Regions from separate parts of the Homo sapiens genome. Here region 1 is linked to region 2. A link is an interaction called in ENCODE POLR2A ChIA-PET data of the cell type or tissue named here. Cell type or tissue: MCF 10A. All regions are shown on one strand. Each heading gives the region's core, and the rest is flanking DNA. Links, peaks and the distances in the headings are about the cores only. Region 1 overlaps AUNIP (aurora kinase A and ninein interacting protein). Region 2 has its middle 15 kb from the start of PAQR7.

Evidence for each region. Peaks named below come from ENCODE experiments on the same cell type or tissue, not always from the same donor. Only the 100,000 strongest peaks of a DNase experiment are listed, where the experiment ranks them.
Region 1: POLR2A ChIA-PET joins it to region 2 with 5 read pairs; 15 of 35 experiments call an interaction of 5 or more read pairs at or near these places.

Annotation. Positions count from the first base shown.
Region 1 is chr1:25,833,561-25,836,469 of GRCh38, forward strand. AUNIP (aurora kinase A and ninein interacting protein) reads right to left here. Exons shown (of 3, transcript NM_024037.3): 3 at 446-2,286. The coding sequence ends at 1,433. Among named protein-coding and RNA genes, the nearest start is that of MTFR1L, 15 kb to the left of the region's middle. In MCF 10A, for the core only: no CTCF peak of the experiment used is centred there; no DNase peak of the experiment used is centred there.
Region 2 is chr1:25,889,270-25,892,178 of GRCh38, forward strand. It overlaps a transcript of STMN1 not described here and the pseudogene RPL39P7. Among named protein-coding and RNA genes, the nearest start is that of PAQR7, 15 kb to the left of the region's middle. RefSeq lists enhancers at 642-1,841, 1,349-1,852, 1,853-2,356 and a silencer at 1,029-1,323. In MCF 10A, for the core only: no CTCF peak of the experiment used is centred there; a DNase peak (open chromatin) is centred at 1,472.

The sequences.
Region 1 (2,909 bases), core at 130-2,629, 56 kb before region 2:
GGCAACAAAGCAAGACCTCATCTCTACAAAATATTTTAAAAATAATTAGCTGGGCATGGTGGCATGTGCCTATAGTTCAGCTACTCGGGAGGCTGAGGTGGGAGAATCACTTGCGCCCAGGAGGTCCAGGCTGCAGTGAACCGTGTTCATGCCACCACACTCCAGCCTGGGCAAGAGAGCGAGACCGTGTCTCAAAAAAATAAAATTTAAGTTAAAAAAAAAAAAAGAAGCAGTTCTCTTATAACCTTGCAAGTTTGTCCCTTAGAGGTTGTTTAAGCCTCTTAGATACCACATCAACAACAAGGAATAATGCCTTGGGTAGAAGACAGGTCAAACTAGACTCTGGTTCAGATCAGGCTCAGGGCAATGACAGCATATACTATTACAGTGTTGCCTTTTCAAAAATAAAATTGGTAATGGTTTAATTACCAATTATCACAAGAGCCACTTTGTAAACATTTATTTGGATTCATAGTTTTACAAAGGGGATTCCCTCCTATCTTGTGGGAAAAGGGTAACAGAGTCACATCCAGATTGTTGTACAGCTCAGGCTTTTTAAGGGAGATATTTAAACATAGAGTATATAACTTTAAAGTGCTGTACAGTTACCACAAAAATAAAATAGGAAACTAGCACCATTCTACCTCTCTTCTCTCCACACCTGGGTTGTGGGGAGATTTGCTAATCACTGAAAAAAAAGGGTCAAGAGTAATCATCCCAAGCTTAGGCTGATGTGGGTTAAGATCAGCCAGAGATTAAAAGCTCACACATCTGGCTGGGCGCGGTGGCTTATGCCTGTAATCTCAGCACTTTGGGAGGCTGAGGTGGGCGGATCAGGAGGTCAGGAGATGGAGACCATCCTGGCTAATATGGTGAAACCTCGTCTCTACTAAAAATCCAAAAAAAATTAGCTGGGCGTGGTGGCGCATGCCTGTAGTCCCTGCTATTCGGGAGGCTGAGGCAGGAGAATCGCTTGAATCCGGGAGACAGAGGGTGCAGTGAGCTGAGGTCGCACCACTGCACTCCAGCCTGGCAACAGAGCGAGACTCCATCTCAAAAAAAAAAAAAAAAAAACACATCCATAAGCAAGGTCCCAGTCAGACATCTGGAAGGGCAAAGAGATGGCTCTGTGCAGGCTGAGTAAAAGGCACTTTCATAGAGATAAATACCCACTGTGCTGCCTCAGTGTTCATCATAGACTCATTCAGGGAATTTACCAGCCACCACCTTCCTGAGGGAAAGCCATGATGCCAATCCCACTGTCTTAACAATGGTACTGCCCTTTATTTACACAGAGAAGATGCTCAGTAATGACAACTTCATCCCATGCCACCTTCCCACCTAAACAAACTCACTCCTCTCTCCACCCACAACTATATTTTCCTACATCTCTATCATTTCAAGGTACTTTTAGAAACAAAGCTTCAAACATTTAGAATTGGTGTCTGATAACTTGATTACCTTCAGAGTCCTGGGTAAAGAGCAAATCAGGCTTCAGATTTTGAGTTGGCCCATCCTCCTGGCACTGAGCCCAAGGACTGTTAGGAAACGGCCCTAAGTCCCAATTCCAGTTATTGGTTACATCTTGAAAAGGAGCTCTAGTGTTGTGGGCAATGACCCGCTGGCCTTGAGAATCTTCAGTGAAAAGTTGACTCCAGGAGTCCTTGTCATTCTTTTCATTGTCCCAGGAAAACACAGAAACTGGACTACGGCTTTGTTTCACTGATTCTATGTTTTCTCCATTCCAGGATTCCCTGTATGTTTGAAGGAGGACAGGGGCCTGCCTGTTTTCTTTGGCAGACACCTTTCTTTCCAATTTAGTCTTGCCTAAGGGCTGACAGCATTTGTCCCCAGGTAGTTTGGTGTGTTTCTCCATACTCTGATAGTTCTTCTTAGACTCATGAAGCCATTCCCATTTCCTGGCAGAATCCCCTTTTTCTTCCTTTCGGTCTAGCAAACAAGAACTTTCCAAGTCCTCGGTGAAGGAAAAAGCCAGTGGGGTATGACTATCTCCAGCACAGTCTGGAGTATCAGGCTGGAGCAAAGATAGCTCAGTTGAAAATGGGGTTTTCATTCTGTGGTGGCCAGAAGTCTGGAGGGACTGAGGAGAGAGTCCAGCTTCCTGGATGTCTGCAGTGGTTGAAGTGGCTAAAGGGGATGCCATGCAATCGTGTGCTAAGCCTGGGATCAAATGGTCTAGCTGGGTCGCATTTTTCTTGGACTCTTTGTTGATCTGACTTTCTGTATGAGATGAAACACTCTTCTGGTCACTGCCATTTGTCTTTCCTAATAAAACAGGAATGAACAAATATTATTCTGCAGAAAAACTGCCCTAAGCAGGATTCAGTTGGCTTTTTCTGAAATCAGTATCAGCTACTATTACTACCTAGTGCAGGAGTCTTAAGACTCTTCACATAACTTTGTAGCCAATCTTCCTGTTTTCAATCTTGCCAGTCTATCATGAATAAACTCTAAAACATCAGATCTTATATTCCCTACTCAAATACATGGATACTTCCCATCACCTACCTAATAAAGTCAAACATCGCATACGATCAGACCATAGCCTACTTTACCAGCTGAGTTTTCATTTGTAGGTTTGTTTAACATACGGCACATCAGTTTTGCTTTTGTTTTTTATTTAATGTGGTTTTTTACTAAATGGTGATCCTGGTCAAATATACATTCCTAGACATTATCCTTAAAGAAACATGCTAAACACATACTAGTTTTGTAAGGTCTTAAAGATGACATTAACTATCCAACTCTGAGAAACCTTCTGGTGACAGTGTGAAAAACGTGGGTCCTCCACTCCCCAGGCATTTCATTGGAAAGGGAGTGAAGACACAATTAGGATGCTAAGTCAATCAGTAGGTAGAATAGTGAAACAACTACTAGTGTCCAGCCTG
Region 2 (2,909 bases), core at 238-2,737:
GTTCAGTAATAAATATGTGAGACCTTTCATTTCAAACAACAAAAACAACAAAATAAAACACTTTTCAGGTTTCTGTTATAAGGGAGGAGAGACTCAGTCCTGGGAGAGCAGCCAGCAAGGTCTGCCATGATGGCCAAATGAAACCATTGTTCCCCTCCATCCATCCCCCCACACCTACTCCTTCTCCAGGCTTGTTTGAGTAGATGGCACCCCCCTTCACTCAGCTCCCCAAGGGAAAAGCCCAAGAGTCAGCCCTCACTGCATGCCCACATCCAGTCCAACAGCTCCTGTTATCTTCACCATGACCTAGATCCTGAATCTAACCATGACCCTCCACCTCACTGTCCAAGCCACTCTCATCTCTCTCCCTTGTGCACTCCGGCTCTCCTTACCGTCCATTCTCCTCCTGGTGGCTGAAGAATTCTTTACACATGTAATCTGATCACATCACTCCCCCCTTAAAGCCCTTCAAAACTGCATCATGCAGACTATAACCAAACCCTCGCCCTGGCCCCAGGCTACACAGCTGGACCCTGAGCACCTCCTTGTATGGGGTCCCCTTGCCCACCTCATCCAGCCAAGAGGGCCTCACTTAGGCTCCTTCCTCACACCTGCTAGTTCCTGCCATCAGGCCTTGGCACTAGCAGTTCCCTTTGCCAGGAACACACTGCACCTGCCCACAGTCATTGTCTGTTATATCACCCTTTTCATCCTCACAGCACTCATCCTAATCTCTTTTATAGTCTGTCTTCTCCCCCCAGGATGTAAACAAGGGCAGAGACCTTGTCTGCCTTGTCCATCGCTGTATCCTCAGGACCTAACACTGCCTGGTAAGTAGGAGGACTGGAGGTGTATTCATTCAATGAATACGTGGATGGAGAGGCTTGTTTCGGGTGGTCTCTTAGGGAACCTTCTAGCTCTTGAAGATCTAAAGAGAAAGCAGAAGAAGGAGCTTGGGGAAGGGGACGCAACACATGAGGTATGTCCGAAACTGGACTAACATCCCAGCCCTCTTCCCTGATTGCCCAGTGTAGGAGATCAGTCAGAGTGGTGGGAGAAACTACAGGGAAAAGGAGCAGGCCTTCTGAAAGGTCAGAGGGCTCTGCAAAGCTCCAGGAGAGAACAGCTGAAGGCAGCTGTTCCATAACCCTGAGGCAGAGGGCAAGGAGTAGGTACAAGGGAGTGTGGGGGAATTTATCTTAAACAGGCTTGTTTACTTATGTTGACCAGAAACTGACCTTTGATTATCTGCACATGAAGTTCCCTGAAAGGGGAAGAATAAATGTTAATTACCTACAGGTTGTGTTGGCTCCAGGTTTCCGGCATTGTGCCTGCACGGAATAAAAGCAAGCAGCCCCAGCTTCTCGGGGCTGCTCTCTGGCCACTAGAGCCAGGTAGTCATCTAGCTGCTGTTACACTGCATACCTGTCTGACTACTCATTTCATCCGTAGGTCGGCCAGGGTCTACGGGACACACCCAGCAGCCCAGGAGATCCTGCTAGGCGAGCGTATCCAGGGACTGAGTCAGAGACCATTTGGAAAAAACTGGAAAGAAGAGGTGAGCACAGGCACTGCCATATTGAGCCCCATGAATTCAAGCCAGAATGGGACCCCCGCCATCTGGAAAATGGCATTGAGAGAGCAAGCAGCCTGCTGGCTCTGCCTCTAATTAGCAGTGGATGAGTGACCTGACCCTCTCTGAACCTCAGTTTCCTCATCTATAAAATGGGATAAAAAAGAATAGTATTTACTTCACAAGGTTGTTTTAAGGATTCAATCGGGGCCGGGCACAGCAGCTCATGTCTGTAATCCCAGCACTTTGGGAGGCCGAGGTGGCTGGATCACCTGAGGTCAGGAGTTCAAGACCAGCCTGACCAACATGGTGAAACCCCATCTCTACTAAAAATACAAAAATTTGCCGGGCATGGTGGCAGGCACCTGTAATCCCAGCTGCAGGAGGCTAAGGCAGGATAATTGCTTGAACCCAGGAGGCAGAGGTTGCAGTGAGCCGAGATCATGCCATTGCACTCCAGCTTGGGCAACAAGAGCAAAACTCCATCTTAAAAAAAAAAAAAAAATTCAGATGGATTATGTAAAATGCCTATACAATGCACGGCAAATTGTTTAAGAGCTCAAACAACTTCAGTCATGTAAGAGAAAGAAAAGAGAGGAGGGAGAAATGATGGAGCCAGGTGACACAAAAGCAGATGTCCCAGTCCCCTGGGGGCAGCCCAGTCAGATATGCTGGGAGTTTGGACCTCCTAGAAAAGACACAGAACTTTAAGGCATCTGAACTTTAGCTTCCCCTTCTCAAAATGGACTTCTGAGTTCTTCTGGTCCAACCCCTTCGTTTTACAAACGTTCTGCATCTTGGAAAGAAAGGCCAAAGACCCAGAGAGTTGGCAGAGGCAAGTACAGAGAGGCGGCCAGTGGGGACAGGGCTGTGGAGGTGGGCCAGTGCAGCAGGCTGTGAGCCCCCTGCTCTCCTCATTCTGGGGAAGAGGATCTGCCTTCATCTGCACCCCGCCACCCCCCACCACCAACACACACAATGAGGGGGAAATGGCAGGCTGGGGAGACCCATGAAGCTGGCAGGAGGAACACTGGGCAGGGAGGGGCCAGCCCTGTGCTGGGCATTTCAGCACTGGGCTCAATACTCATGCAGCCTGCGAGGGGGTCTCTGCAGTTTACAGATGAGGGTATGGGTGCCCAAGCCCCCTGAAAAGCTCTTAGAGCCAGAACCGGAATACTATTCTGTGTGACTCTAAAAATCTCTGCCCATTCTTATGCTCACTAAAGTCTGAGAAAAATTTAAAAATTAAAATTAAAAATAAATTAGGCCAGGTGCTGTGGCTCACGCCTGTAATCCCAGCACTTCGGGAGGCCGAGGTGGGCGAATCACCTGAGGT